Regions from separate parts of the Mus musculus genome. Here region 1 is linked to region 2. A link is a loop called in an ENCODE intact Hi-C map of the cell type or tissue named here. Cell type or tissue: left cerebral cortex. All regions are shown on one strand.

The links. Hi-C counts contacts between places; a loop is a spot of excess contacts. Peaks named below come from ENCODE experiments on the same cell type or tissue, not always from the same donor. Only the 100,000 strongest peaks of a DNase experiment are listed, where the experiment ranks them.
Region 1: a loop joins it to region 2, with 2.3 times the contacts of the local background. A loop is called at or near these places in 2 of 42 quality-filtered maps.

Annotation. Positions count from the first base shown.
Region 1 is chr6:92,096,097-92,104,096 of GRCm38, forward strand. All of the region lies in intron 1 of Nr2c2 (nuclear receptor subfamily 2, group C, member 2), which reads left to right. Among named protein-coding and RNA genes, the nearest start is that of Nr2c2, 7.7 kb to the left of the region's middle. In left cerebral cortex, CTCF peaks have their summits at 4,749 (motif pointing right) and 4,974; no DNase peak of the experiment used is centred here.
Region 2 is chr6:92,264,383-92,272,382 of GRCm38, forward strand. It overlaps Gm30688 (a long non-coding RNA gene), which reads left to right and starts at 5,253. Exons shown (of 5, transcript XR_001785327.2): 1 at 5,253-5,366. It also overlaps the pseudogene Gm44803. In left cerebral cortex, a CTCF peak has its summit at 4,851 (motif pointing left); a DNase peak (open chromatin) is centred at 4,833.

The DNA.
Region 1 (8,000 bases), 170 kb before region 2:
ACTGCTCAATGCTGGAATGCTTCAGTATGCATTTTCAGGGTCTTCTCTTCTACAGTGAATCTGATTGTGTACTAATGGAACATGCTAGAAATGACATTTATATTGCTCATGATCCTCTCTCCCACACCCCTATTTACAGTAACACAAGATTTACTAGGTTGATAAGATGAATACCTAGTAATTATTGTTTTACCAACGTGGAAAGCAGATGTCACAAGTGGTATTATATCAGTCCTCAGCTGAAAAGGCTGGTGACTAGAATATATATATTGACTCACTTAGTACAACTTTTAAGAAATGAGATTATTTTGTTTTTCTAGAGAGATATAAGATACTCCCTTATAGAATGTGTAATTGAACCGGGTGTAGTAGTGCATACTTGTGATCCTAGCTCTGCATCTTCTAGTGTGTGACAGGATCATGAATGAATGAAAGGTAGTGATCATACAATGAATAAGTACCACCTATTATAGTTAGCAACAAAGTAAGAGACGCTAAAATCTGGAGATATACAGAATGAGGGGCCTACTTCAGGTGGGAGGTGGGAGGATGGCAAGTTTGAGGTCAGTCTAGGCTACATAGTGAAATCCTATCTCAGAAAAGCAAAAACTAAAAAGTAAATGAAAATAAATAAAAGGGTTTAAAGTGGAAATCAGTGATAAAACTTACTTAGAAAGTAAGGCTTGGGCATGATGGCTTACACCATTGATCTCAGCAGAGACAGGTAGATAACTGAGTTAAAGACACGCCAGGGCAAGATCTCAGTTACCGTAAGGCATGAGTAAGACTATTTACAGAAACACTAGTATAAGAGCTCCAGACTAGAAACAAGCTGAACACCAGCTGTAAATGATCAAGTTATGGTGTAGTCATGTGTTAGAATCCTAGACCATAATGAAAATGGACTGCAGGAGAAGCTAAATACACATAAAGTATATTACTTATAGTTAAAAAAAACAAGCAAAAACTATCCTTGATAATAGATATTAGAAGAAAGGAAAGTTAATGATAACAGGGGAGGTGCTTTGGAGACTTCAGGCTGCTGGTACTGTTGTTTTCTGGTGTGAATACATATTCTGTTAGTAGACAGTCATCACAGTGTTTAGTTTGAGCACTTTTTGCATTTGCATGTTGTAGTTCAGTAAAATTATTACTTAAAACTGTTAAAAATTGCCAGGTGGTGGTGGTGGTGCATGCCTTTAGCCCTACCACTTGGGATTTGAGTTTGAGGTGAGGCTGGTCTACAGAGTTCCAGGACTACTACAGCCAGGGCTACACAGAGAAACCCTTGTCTCAAAACAACAATAACAAAAGTGTTAAAAATTATCCTCACTGTTCTACTTATTTTCTTTTTTTTTAAATATTTATTTATTTATTTATTATATGTAAGTACACACCAGAAGAGGGCATCAGATCTCATTATAGATGGTTGTGAGCCACCATGTGGTTTCTGGGATTTGAACTCAGGACCTCTGGAAGAGCAGTCACTGCTCTTAACCGCTGAGCCATCTCTCCAGGCCTCTACTTATTTTCTATCTTAACAATTTTGGTCAGTAAAGTCGCTATATAGCTAAAATATTAAAGAAATTGTCATGGTGGAGCTGGATTATAAAGTCCTGACTGCAGTACTGAAGTATGTAACACAGAGAAATTAGCAGTTGTTTAGTTATTAAATGTTCAACTGATACCCTGTTACTGTTTTTCTTCCTTGACTTTTTGTTTTTCTTGGAAAGTTATTTGAAGTGTAATGTGGTCTAGAGGTACTAGTGTAAGTTTTAAAGTCAGAGTGGTATGAGTTGGAATACTAGCACTTCATTAGCAGCTGGATCACTTTAAACATGTTTCCTGTGTGTCTGTTTTTCTGACTTCTTGTTGGAGCTTATGCATCATACTAAAGTGCTGAGAATCAAAACATACATCGTTTGACAGAACATGCCATAGGTGCCCAGAAGTCTGCCCTCCTTTTCCAATTGTCTACTCCTGGCTCATTCTAACAGAAACAGAATCAATATTATCATTATTACACTTAAGTCATTGGTAGGATGAAGCAGCAGTCTTCACACACACACAAACACCTGTAGTAGTTCCCCAGTAGCATAGGAACAACATGGCTGTGGAAGCTGCAGCTTTTCTACGATATTCATCTCCCGCCTCCCTCGGGAATGTTATTTTTCCTTTTTCTTTCTTTCTTTTTTTGTTTTGTTTTGTTTTGTTTTGTTTTCGAGACAGGGTTTCTCTGTGTAGCCTTGGCTGTCCTGGAACTCACTTTGTAGACCAGGCTAGACTCAAACTCAGAAATCCGCCTGCCTCTGCCTCCCAAGTGCTGGGATTAAAGGCATGCGCCACCATGCCTGGCTATTTCTCCTTTTTTCTTACTGGAAGAAGAAACTAATCTCCTTTGGATGGGCATGATGGGTAGGGAAGCACATGACCCAGAGGCTAAGTGATCATTTGAAGTCTTAAAAGCATCAGGATTTCGATAACTGGTTGTGGATTTAAGCTTGGCCTTAGAGCCCTAGAGGCATCTAAAGGGCATGTTTTCTACTGAAGAACATTGGTATTATATTAAACTTTGATTTTTTTCCCCCATGTCCTAATTCCAAATCCTAATTTGACATCAAATCTGTGGCTTTGTGTTTCTTATTTTATGTCATCTAGAGTTTTATTTTTCCACGAATATAAATAGGTTTCTACATGGGTCTTACCTAGGCCCTCTGTGCATATGTTATAGTTGTGTAACTTGGTCTTCTTGTGGGACTCCTCTAACAATGGGAGTGAGGGCTGTCTCTGATCCTTTTTGCTTGATTTTGACCCTTTCCCTCTTACTGGGTTGCCTCATCCAGCTTTAACATGAGAGGAGGTGACTAGTCTTATTGCAACTTGATATACCATGTTTGGTTGGTAACCCTGGAAGACCTACCCTTTTCAGAAGGGAAGTGGAGGAGGAATGAGGTTAGAGGTGTGAGGGGGAGACTGGAAAGGGAGGAGGGAAACTGTGGTTGGGATGAAATATATAAGAGAACAAATAAAATTTAAAAATGTAAAAAAAAAAGGTTTTTAACAGATTATACTTAAACTATATCATGAAATTCTATCCAGTTGTATCCTTTTTTTTTTTTTTTTTAAAGACAAGGTCTCACTATGTAGACCAGCAGGCCTTGAATTCACAGGGGTTGGTCTATCTCTCCTAAAAGCTGAGATTAAAGGTGTGTGCCATCATGACAGCTGGCTTGCCTGCCTTTTATTTTTCAAATGATCATTTGATACTGCTTTTTTGGGGGACTGGGAATGGGGTTAGGGTCTCTTATTACCTAATCCTGGAACTCACTGCATAGAACAAGCAAGTTTCAAACAGTAACAGGGTATCAGATACTTACCTCTTTCATTCATAGACTAGAACATTTAATTAATTTAAACAATTGCTAATTTCTACATGTTACACTTGGGATCAAAAAGGCATGCTCACTACAGGTGACCCTGAATTTTTTTTTTTTTTTTTAATTTTTTTCCCCCTGAGACAGGGTTTCTGTGTAGCCTTGGCTGTTGTGGAACTTACTCTTTAGACCAGGCTGGCCTCAAACTCAGATCTGCCTGCTTCTGCCTCCTGAATGCTGGATTAAAGGTGTGGGCCACCACCGCCCAACCTTGATTTATTTTTAATTATTTCAGATTATACCCTAATTCAGCCCTTTCATTTTGCCCAGCTGGCAGCTTAACAGTGTGAATTATAGTTGGTTGTTTATACAACATACATATATTCAATCTTGGTTATATCTTAAAGAATGTTTCACAGTTTTAGTTTCTGCCTTCATGTTTCTTTGCTTTTGTTTTTTTGAGAAGGTAAAAAAAGCAGCACTTTCAACAAATAGTAGCTACAACATACAGTTAGTTCCAGATTCAATATACACATTTTGGCAGTCTGATGTGGTTAGCATTAGAGAGATCAGCTTAGTGCCTGAGCCTCACAACCAGGGAGACTTGCTCAGGACAATAGGCACTTTGAATGCTGTTAAGTTCTTGTTCAGGTAGGCAGTACATAAGCATGAGTGATTTGAATCCCTTGATCATGAAAGGAAAGATGAGTTCCTAGATTCCAGTTACTGAAGACAGTTTCTCTGTTGCTGAGTGCCATAGCTATACTTCCTGCCCACTGAGAGAGACCTGTTGCTCCCATCAAGAACCTGATTGGCTGTGTTAGGGTCCATATGCCTACTTAACTGAAAACAGGGTTTCATCAGCTGTCAGTCTTCTGTGAGTCTGGAAGAGTTCATTTGTGCTCTTGTTACCCTGTGGTCTGCACCACAGTTTTTACTTACTGTGTCCTGCTGTCATCATGTGCTGCTCAGGATAACTTGTTAGTTTGAAATTAAATTTAAGGATCTACTTTCATTTCTTACTGTTGTCATGAGTCGTTACTGGCTTTTGTTTGCAATATTACTTTTCCTGTCACCTCCACCCTGCTATCAAAAAAGTTTCTTTTGTTGAAGATCAGATACAATCATGTTAAAGCTATTGATGGTTCCCCAGCATCCAGTGTCAGCCTCTGATCTCTCCCATAGTTTTTGGCATATTGCCTGCTGTTCCTCAAATACCTCACTCTGTGTCAGACTTGCTAGTTCCTTAAGAACTGTCCTTCCTGCTTAGAATACTCTCCATTCTTCCTTTCTTTGATAAATTCCCATTTTTAAAAAAGATTTATTTTATGTATGAGTATACTATAGCTGTTTTCAGACACACCACAAGAGGGCGTCAGATCCCATTACAGATGGTTGTGAGCCACCATGTGGTTGCTGGGAACTAAGGGCCTCTGGAAGAGCAGTCAGTGCTCTTAACCGCTGAGCCATCTCTCCAGCCCCAAATTCCCACTTCTTAAAACCTAGTTTAAATATATCTTTAAGATACATGTGGAGAACTACTTGAGGGAGTTGATTCTCTCCTTTTACCATGTAGATCTCAGGCTGTCAGACTTGAGGGCAAGTGCTTTTACAAACCATGGAGGCATCTCACTAACTCTTCTTTAAGATGTCATTAGCTCTCCAGCAGAGGGAGTTACTTCTTCCTTGGGACATTCACCATAGCCATTAAATTGCATCAGGTTCATCAAGGACAAAGGACTTGACTTCCCTTATTTTGTTATTTCTCAACCTTCAGCTCATTGTCTGGTCATCATAGTTTCTTAATAAGAGTTGGTAGGCTATTTGGGGTTTAACACTTTTTTTTTTTTTTTAAACATACAGTGCTATGTCTTGATAGCTCTTGGCAATTAGTTGGGTTCTCTTCTATCAACATGACTTTAGGTACAATTTGAAGATTAGCTAGTTGAAGAGTCATCTTCAGGTTTCTATAGCCAGAACTAGCTGTGTTCTGTTCACAATGCTTATTAATACAACACCAGCTGTTAGTTACTGTTGGTGCTGCTAAGCTTACCTTCATAAACCAAGAAGGCTTTTTCTTTTTGGTGCTTTTGATCAAAGCCCAGATCTTGTGCATACTAAGCAGGCTCTCTTTCACTGAGCCATACATCTAGTTCTTCCAGGTCCCTAAAAGCTTATTTCTGTAGTAATAGGTTTTAGTTTTGTTGTTTCTAGATTTCAGTTATGAAGTTAGTGACTGAGTTTTCCAGCTATCACTGTTCTTTGGAGCTTGCCATTTTGGGAAGGGAGATGCCCTCTAATTGAAAACTGATGCCCCATACTTTGTTCCATATGACTTATGTCTGTGAGGTGTCCTGTGGTTGTATGGTGGTGAGACTTGCCCACATTATCTTTATTTCAGGAGCACTTAGCTACAGGTACCTCACAGCTCTCCTTCCTGACATTTCCTGAGAGTTTGTTTTACTTACTTTTTACATTGTGATGTCCTGCAAGGAGAAGCTTCATACACACACACACACAGAGACACACACACACAGACACACACACACACACGTGCATGCACACACACACAAGAATAGGATTTGGTTTACACACCACATTTTCTAACATGGCTAAATGCAGTTTTAAAACTCTAACTTATCTGCTCTAGTTGGATAAAAGTCTTTCTTTTGGAATCATGGTTGTCTGAAGTTTCTCTGCATGTCCTTTGACTGTCTCCTCTTTTCTTTTCAGAAGGCATACATTACGCCTCTTTCATTTTTATTTAGCAGTTGATGGCTGAAGCTGCTTGGGAGGTAAAAAAACCAACATTGACATCAAGAATTCCAGGAATTCAAGAGATGGTACAGGAAGTGGACAAGGCCTATAAAGCTGTGACAGTGAAATAATGGTGGTAGTAAACAGAAAGATAAATAACCAGTGGTGGACTAGAGAACCTGCCATTATATGTACACACTCAGAAGGAAACCTGAGTTATGATGGCAGAGATGACATTACAGATCAGTGATGAAAGGATAGGTCGTTCAGTCCACGGTGCTGGAAAATTGATGTCTGTGCCTGACTCATCACACTCAAAAAACTAATGGGCACATGGATTAAGAGCTTACAAAGTGAATGATAACATTATTTAGCACTTATATAATAAAATATGTACCATGGTATTTTTAACCCTAGGGTAGGACAGAATGTCCTTAAAACATTAAAATGCAGACTGCCAGGGCTGGCAGGATGGCTTGGGGTAGGTGCTTCAATCTTTAGAGCCCTTGTAAAGGCAGAAGAATCAGCTGCAAATTATCCTCTTCACATGTGCACCACCACATACACATGCATCCCCACTGTATGCTAATAAGTAAAAAAAGTAATACACACTTCTAAAATATTGATCCATTCAGCATTAATATCATACTGCTAGTCAAGACATGTTAAAGGATGGGTGAAGACATTCACAAATGTATACACTTACACAGTCAAATAGTATCCAGAATCCTTAGGTTTTTAAAGTTTAACAGATGTACTATTTCCTGACTTATACATATGGTTACTAGAATTATTTTGAGACTCATAACTATTTTAAGTTGACTGTCCCTGCAGATTTAAAGTGATTCAGGGTAGAGGTACAGTTTGGTGCTTTCGTAGCAGGTTTAAAGCTGTGAATTTGGTCCTTAGCAATATAAAACAAAAGCAAAACAAAGCCCATAAAGTGGACCATTGGAATTCAGACAGTTGTCTATGGGGTTTTTTCAGGAAATCCCATAAAAAGAAAGGTCTTTTAAAGAATATTCTGATATTTCTATATTATTCAATAATAATTCTCTACCAGTGTTCCAGTGTATTTAGGGTCACTTATTTGTACTTAAAACTACAGTTAGCAGCAGAAACAGTGACTATGTTTCAGAGTTATAAAATGATTAGTTGTGGCTGTCTGTCTGGATTGAATTCTTATCATATGTTACCTATTGGCTATCATTATTTTCTTCGTTGAAGAGTGCAAGTCTAGACCTCATACATGTAGCTGTGTGTTACGACTTACTTGTCTGAATATCTCAAATGTTGCTTTCCTTTCTTTTTCTGTTTCTCTAAGTTGGAACCAAATCATAGCAAGGACAAAATAAATAAATAAGTAACAAAAAAATTTAGACAAAAACCAGTGTTCGTTCCCTCTTGGATTTTTTTTTTTTTTTTTTTTTTTAAGAAACAAAAAGTTTTAGCTACTTACAAAAAAACAAAAAACAAAAAACAAAAGCAAGCAAGCAAGCAGACTGGTAGTATAGCTTACTGGTAGAATGTGCTTAGCATGTGATAGGCTCTAGATTTGTTCCTTAGCCCCATTATACACTGAAAGAAAAGACTTCAGAGTAAGAAGATGACTAACCCCTATAGCTCATGCCTGGCCATATTATATGGAGGTGACTCACTGATATCTGTGACCTGGTATCGTGTCCCTGTTGATGCAGTATCTGTACTTACAGGTTCTAGGTCTTTTTATGTTGTCAACCAGTTTCACACTCCATTCACCACTCATCATTTATGCAGTGAAACAATCTAAATGGAAATTAATAGAAGTGGCTACCTAATAATGGGTAGAAGAATACAGAAAATGGCCACAGTTAAAAAGCTTGGAGATCT
Region 2 (8,000 bases):
TTCTTATTGTATGTTCACGTGTGCCTGTGTGTGTGTGCCTCTGGGTTTGCTCACAGAGTATGTAGGTCAGAGGTCAACTTTAGGCATCTTTCCTTAGGTGCCATCCACCTTTTAAAAACAAAACCCAAACCAAAACAAAAAACCCACAACTTTTATTTATGGGGGTGGCTAGGGTATGTGTGTTTGGATGCCCACAGAAGCCAGAAGAGGATGTCAGATTCCCTGAGTTAGAGACAGTTGTGAGTCGCTATGTGAGGGTTGGGAATTAAACCCAGGTCCTCTGGAAGAGCAGCCAGTGCTCTTAACCATTGAGCCACCTCTGTAGCCCCAGGAAGTGCTCTTAAGCGATGAGCTATGTCCCTACCAACCCTTTTAGTTTTGAGATAAAGCCTCTCGTTCATTGTGTGGCTAGGCTGGTTGTCCGGAAGCCTCAGGGATTACGAGTCTCTGCCTCCCAAGCTCTGGGATTGCAAGTGCCAGGTGGGTTTTTTTTTTTTTTTCCTTTCTTGTTTTTGTTTTGTTTTATTTATATGGACTCTGAGAATTGAACTCAGGCCACCCTGCTTGTACAGCCAATTGTGTTCCCATTTTGCCATCTCCCATTTCTCTAGAGTGCTTCTTTAACACACAGGCTCTCTGGGCCACCTTTGTGCTTTAGCAGTAAACACTGGTGGCAATGACCCTAGCCTCCTCTTCCTCCCTGCACCTGCCCCAGCCTTGTCTCCACTCTAGACATTTAGGAACAAAGAAAGACTCCCACATGCTGAAGCCCAGAGACAGCTAGTGACTCAAAGAGGCCACACAGCAGGCCAGTGGGGGCAGCAGAGGAGGGTGGACTGGGCAGAGCTCGGTTGAGGTACACTGCCTAGCCTAGCATACCTGAGTCCTGAATTCTATCTTGACACTGCAAACAAACAGACAGACAACCACTCAGGCTTTGGAGTCCAGACTTCAGATTTCAAAAAACAAAATGGGGCTGGAGAGGTGGCTTAGTGCTTTACAGCTCTCGCCACTTTTTCAGTTTGGTTCACAGCTCCCTTCCGTGGGCAGTTCAAAACTATCCTCTGGCTTGTTCAAGCACGTGCACACATGGGGTGCACATGCAAGCATATGCTCCGGCATGCACAGGTATACATTAAAAAAAAAAAAACAAACCCATAAGTTTAAGAGTTCTTGTTGTTTTCATGGTAGACCCAAGTTTAGCTTCCAGCGCCAGTATCAGGTGTTTCACAGGCATCTGTAACTCCAGTTCCAGAGGATCCAGTCTCCTCTCTGGCCTCCTAAGGAACCTGCACATATATGTACAAACACACATGCACACACATGTACACATAAATTAGACAGATATGCCTCCTTGACAGGCTGAGTGGCCCTGAGCAGGCATCTTACATTGGTAGCATGGGCACAGCCCTGTGGCAGTGAACTGGAGGGAAATGAGGTACTGGTGTAGAGGCTGCCCCTCTCATGCCCACCCTCGCAACCCACAGGTGCACAGGACAGAGGGCGGTCAATGCCTGGGCTAGAGAGCCCCTGACCCCATTTACTACCTGAGCACACTTGGCCAAGGCTCTTCTTCCCTTAGTCTCTCTTGGCCTGCCTGGTGTGAGGGTGGTGGTGTATGACACCCATCTCCCAGACCATTTGAGCTGGCATTTGTCATTGGGTCTGTGAGGGGATAGCATGAGGCACACAGGAAGCCCGAGCAAATGGTGGCCGTCATCGCTTGAGGCTGGCTGTACCAGGATGAATCGTGCTTCCCTCTGTGCCCCAGTCCTTCTGGAGGTCCAGACAGAAGCCGCCTCTCTAATGAATGTACCTCTCAGCCAAACACGGCTGCCACCACATGGCTCCCCTAGTCAAGGTTCTGGCTCTAGTACATCTCTCCAGTGAAGCATTTCTGTATGCTAGGGAAGAGGATGGCAGCTACTGGCACTGATTTCCTGCTGGGACCACAGCCACAGCCCAGGGAGCTATGGGAGCTCTGCTGAGGTGGGAGATGCTGGGCAAGACTGGAGCCTCAGAAAGAGGCATGGCTGACACTTCCCAGGTTTGGTGCCCTAGAGCCTGGGCTAAACAGTCCCAGCTCCCCAGGATACCCACGTGTGTGCCCACATTTCTTGGTACGACACAGGATTGACCACACAAGCATCCATAGAGCATCATTAACATTCAAACACCTTCAGAGACAATTTTGGTTTTTGTTAGTTTTTGAGACAAGGTTTCATGTATCCTAGGCAAACCTTGGGCTCACTATTGTAATCAAGGATGAGTTTAAACTCTTGATTCTCCTGCCTCCACCTCCTAAATCCTAGGATTTTCTTTTACTTACAAGTTATTTTATTATTATTTTTGAAACAGGGCTCCATTATATAGCTTTTTATTTATTTAATTTATGTACTTCTGAGACAGGGTCTTACTTTGTAACCCTGGCTGTCCTGAATCTTGTTATAGAGATCTGGCTGGCTTCAAACTCACAGAGACGTATATACCTGCCTCTGCTTCCCAAGTGTTGGGGTTAAAAGCTAGGGCTAGTACAACTGGCTGGTATTTTATTTTTATACACGAGGGTCTCATGTGTCCCAGATTGTCCTCAAGTTACCTAAGACCTTGAACTTCTGATCCTCTGGGCTCCACCTCCTGAGTGATAGGATCACAAATATATGCCACCATGTCAAGTTTGCACAGTGCTAAGGAGTGAACCCAGCACCTTGTGTGTGCTAGGCAAGCATCCTATCCACTGAGCTACAACCCCATCCTAATATGAGAGTTATGTATGTGTACCACCATCCCTGGTAGGGATCTCTTCACAGACAGGAGGCTAAGTCTCAGAGAAGTAGAGCTATCGACATAAAATCATTCAGAGTTCAAGTCCAGGTAGGTCAGATTCCAAAATATTTGCCACAGTATCATTCTACCATTTCCCATTTAACCATTGAGTGATTTCCTTGCTGGACCCAACTGTGAGGTTGTCACAGGTGACTGGGCAAGATGGTGTGTGTGCGCTGTGTTTTTTGTGTGTCTATTTGCAGGCAGTGTGTGGTGTGTTAATTCTTTTGGGTCTATTCACAGTCAATAAGGATGAGCAGTCTGTGAGCTGGGTTGAATTCCAGTTGCTACTTCTCACAAGGCTTCTTAAATCTACTGTGGCCCAAATAGTAAATAATTTGCCTATGGCACATGCTAGCGATCTTAACACTCTGGAGGCCAGAGCAGGGGAGTCATGAGTTCAAGACTAGCCTACATAATTCAGAGTCCTTGTCTCAGAACTGTGTCTGGCCAACTGGGACTACCTCACTCCAGTTGCCCTTCCCACAGGGGCAGTACTAGTTTTTGGCAACAAAACAAAACAAAACAAAACAAAACACCTTTGGTAGACAGGTGATGGCGCTCTAAACCTCCGTATCATGGAAGGTAACCTCTGTGGACAGGCATGGTCATTGAAGAATATAGTGACAAAGCATATGAGTCAGCCAGCGGTAGCCTTAGTGACACAGAGACGTGTGCATGGATGTCACATCAGTGGCTGAGGCAGGAATACACAGATCCACAAACCTAACCACGCCAAGGACCCCTGACTGTGAGCAGAAGCTAGAGAGGGCAGAAAGGGTGCCATGCAGGTTCAAGGAGAGTGGGGCTCTGGTGACCTGTAGCTTCTGGGGCTATAAGACAGTCTGTGTCTGTTGGTCAAGCCTCCAGTCAATATTACTTCATCATGGCTATCCTAGCACCCTAATTTACTGTCTCTAGGCTCTGCCTGACACAGAGCCCCTTGCCATAGGTGGCTCAAACTCTATTCCCTGGCTCTGCTGAGCAGTCACGTGACCCAAGCTTGGGCAGTTGAAATACCCCATCTTTTCCCATACATTGGCTTAGGATAGCCTTCTAATGAGCTTCAACCTCAGAGCTGCTGTTAGAACTGTTGTTACAGACTCCTTCCTGACTCTGAGGTGCCACTACAGCCTAAGAGCCTACAGGAGTGAGTGAGTACTATTTTGAACCTGATGTCACATCCAGCTAAAGAAACTGAGGCACATTATGGCAGCCGGGTGCAGAATCAGTTAGGACAAGAGAGGACCAGGTTTCAGTGGGTCCTCCCTGACACCCACTGTCTCCCCTTCTGAGACCCTCTCATGTTTCCTTTGGAGACTGTTGCCCCTCCCGCCCCCCATGTTCAGTTAGAGGGAGGAGACCATCTCTCACAGGCAGCCTGGACACAAAACAGGTCATCAGGAGCAGCGATGGTTTCTGGATGTTTGGGTAGCACAGCCCCAGCACATCAGAGTAACTCCCAGACATTTGGTAGAAGCCTTGAGAATGAGGCTGTCTCCATGGTGGCTTCTCGGCAGTTTGAGCATCTGCTTGTAGCTGCTGATGGCTATGCTGCTGCAAGGAGCAGAGCCGAGAGGCCCTGTGACAGGACACAGTGACACAGTCAGAGGCCTTGGATATGGTTCTCCCTGAAGGTGTCTCCTGGAGTTTTTTTTTTCTTTTTTCTTAAGGCAGTTCGATGTGAAGTTCTAACACATGCTGAAATACTGGCTTGAGGACTGTGCCAGAATCTTAGGTCCTATTATATTGCCTCTGGAGCAAGCTTGCCTCTCCCCCCACCCCCCCATCTTTGTTCAATGTCTCTTTTCTAGAGGACCTTTTCAGACTTCAAACCCTGTCTAAAGCATGAGTCAACAACTCCTAGAAACCTTCCTTGATCCTTCTATGGCTACTAATTCCTCTCATCACTTTTCTGGCACCTTGTGGCTCCCAAAGTCCTGTTCTGAATCCTCTGTGTCCCACAACCTGTAACAACACTCAGGACATTTATGTAGCTCTGCTGCCCTCCGGTGGCCAACAACAGAAATGCATGAAAACGCATCCTGAATCCCAGCTCCTCCCCATATAAAAGGAGCAGGTTCAGGCAATGGCCACACTGGATGCCCTGTGGTCTTCCTTGCTAACTCTGGTAATTCTGCTCCACCTCTAGAGGTATCCCTACAAACCTCGGCTTTGTTTGTTTTGTTTGCCTGGTTAGTTTGTATCGACCTTGGAACCCAGGAAGTCAAACATGGTAAATGTGGTGGATAGTCTGAGCACGTATGTATCCATGCCTGGAGCTTAGATTTTCAAGACAGACCGTTCAAGGGTCCCAACATATCTTTGTCATGAGGGAAAAGGCAGCTCCGTGCTCAGAAATGGACAGAAGTCTAGCTGACGTTTCTGAGTTCACATACAGCTTCTAAGCGAGATAGGATGTTGAAGAGGCAGTTGGCAGAGCAACAGCAGCCAGTATTGGAATTCTGGGACCGAGTCCTCCATTTTTTTCAGACCAACAAATCCAGAAGAGGAAATGGGCTGCATGGACCCAACGCCTAGTAAGTAGCATGCAGGGCTGAAAAAGACCACTCCTGGGTTCTGGCAGCTCCTTGTGCTTACCCTTCCTTTGGGGTCTGGAAAGAAGAAGCCCAGCTTGGGCCCTGATTCCCTATTCTTGCCAATGCCCAGATTTGTGAGACGATGGGTTGGGGCTTAAGCCATGCAGTTTCTGGTCCTTTGTTTGGTGGTCTGAGCTGCAGAATTGCTGGAAGGCCAGGCTGAGAGCCAGAACTGCTGGCCTCTTTAAGGCTCTCCATCAGAACGTGTGCAGGAAGAGCTCGAAGTGGCTTGCTACTCTCCTGCTTTCCTGGCCCACCCCTGGCCTATCCTATACTGCTGAGGGAAGGACCTCCCATTCTCACCCACCTCGCAGTTCCCTGACCCTACTTTGGATCAGGGACTCCAATCCTCAGAGGACACTCTGTCCTTATATCATGACCAGGACTGGGAAGAGGCCCAAATAGCACCAGAACATTGGGTCAAAGAATTCTCTAGCACTGAGATTAGCTGTCTTGTGTAGAAGGGGGAGTGGCTAGGCGTTTTCACGTCCATTACTGTGGGCCTATACCACAGGGTGTGGCTCAGATTTAGGGTGTATCTTTCCACTTCAAATGATCCAAGAAAAGACCTCACATGCCACGCCTGGCTGGTGGGTTTTAGTTGAATCTAGATGTAGTCAAGATGGCAACCAAGGTCAGCCATCATGCATAGATGTGTTGCTATGTACATGTGGCTTCTCTCTGTCTGCTGCTTACGCTCATGTGGAACTATACACCACTGGGCTGGGTCATTTTCTAGACTACACAAAGCCTGTCTTTAGTTGGGGTTTCTGTTGCTGAGATGAAACATAATGACCAAAGCAACTACAGAGGGAAGGTTTTGGTTTTTTAGCTTACATATTCAGAATCAGAGTCCATTGAGGGAAGCCGAAGCAGGAGCTCAAATCAGGCAGGAACCTGGAGGCAGGAACTGATGCAGAGGGCATGGAGGGGTGCTGCTCATTCATAAGGCTTGTTTATCATGACTTGTTCAGTTTGATTACTTTCTTTCCTTCCTTCCTTCCTTCTTTTCTCTTTTCTTTTCTTTTCTTTTCTTTTTCTTCCTTTTCCTTCCTTCCTTTTCCTTCCTTCCTTTTCCTTCTTTCCTTTCCTTTCCCTTCCCTTCCTTTCCCTTCCTTCCTTTCCCTTCCCTTCCTTCCTTCCTTTCCCCTCCTCCCTTCCTTTCCCTCCCTTCCTTTCCCTCCCTTCCTTTTCCTTCCTTCCTTTATTTCTTCCTTTCTTCCTTTCTCTTCCTTTCTCTTCCTTCCTTCCTTCCTTCCTTCCTTTCTTTCTTTCTTTCTTTCTTTCTTTCTTTCTTTCTTTCTTTCTTTCTTTCTTTCTATTTCTTTCTTCCTTTCTTCCTTTCTCTTTCTTTCTTTCTTTCTTTCTTTCTTTCTTTCTTTCTATTTCTTTCTTTCTTTCTATTTCTCTCTTTCTTTCTATTTCTCTCTTTCTTTCTATTTCTCTCTTTCTTTCTATTTCTCTCTCTCTCTTTCTTTCTTTCTTTCTTTCTTTCTTTCTTTCTTTCTTTCTTTCTTTCTTTCTTCATGTTTTTATTCTTTGTGCACAAAAACTAGCATGATTGGTTCCACTTAGTAGACAATCGAATAATCCATTCAAGGTCGCTTAGTCCAACTTAATGAAGCCTGTGTCCTTCACGTACTGACAGAAGCACTGACGACACATATTCAGCCCATATTTGCAGATCAGACCGTGGCGGTTAGAGCACACATGGCAAGAGCCAAACCTCCATGGGTGACTCCAGTAGAGCTGCTGGTGACCCATCTTGTCTTCAGACACCCAAAGAGGAAAAAGGTCGGTCTGCTTTCTTATAGAACCAGAAACACCAGCCCAGGGGTGGTCACACCTGGGTTCTCCCACATTGATTACTAATTAAGATGTCCTATACCAGTGGTTCTCAACCTTCCTAATGCTGTGACCCTTTAATACAGTTCCTCATGCTGCAGTGACCCCCCAACCATAAAATTATTTTTGTTGCTACTTCATAACTGTAATTTTGCTAGTGTTATGAATCACAATGTAAAATCTGTTTTCTAATGTTTCTAGGTGACACCTGTGAGAGAGTCATTTGATCTCCCTCCCAAGGAGTCACAACCCACAGGTTGAGAACCATTGTCCAATAGGCTTCCCTGCTTACAGCTTGGTCTTCTGGAGGCATTTTTCCCAGTTGAAGTTCCCTCCTCTTAGAAGACTAGAGCTTGGGTCAAGCTGGCATGAAACTACTCAGCACAAAGCCCACACAAACAAGATTTCTAACCCTCTTGGTTTCATACACTGTTTACCTGGGATCTTACAAAGCCCCATAGTTCAGCAGTTTATACACAAGTAAGATTAATGTATGACCCCATCCTCTGCATGTATATTGTTGGTATTCAACTTTCTCTTATGAAGGCCGTGCTTCCATCTCACGACCTCAACCATGTTTGCTTCATCACAGCTGGGCTTCTTATTGGCTTTTTCTTCATAGAAAAGGAGGTGGGCGAGGCTGTTGTTGTAAATGCTATTAATTCTTACTATGACCTGGTCAATCCACCCCAGATAATCAGGACAGAGTCCTATGGGTTTATTTAATCT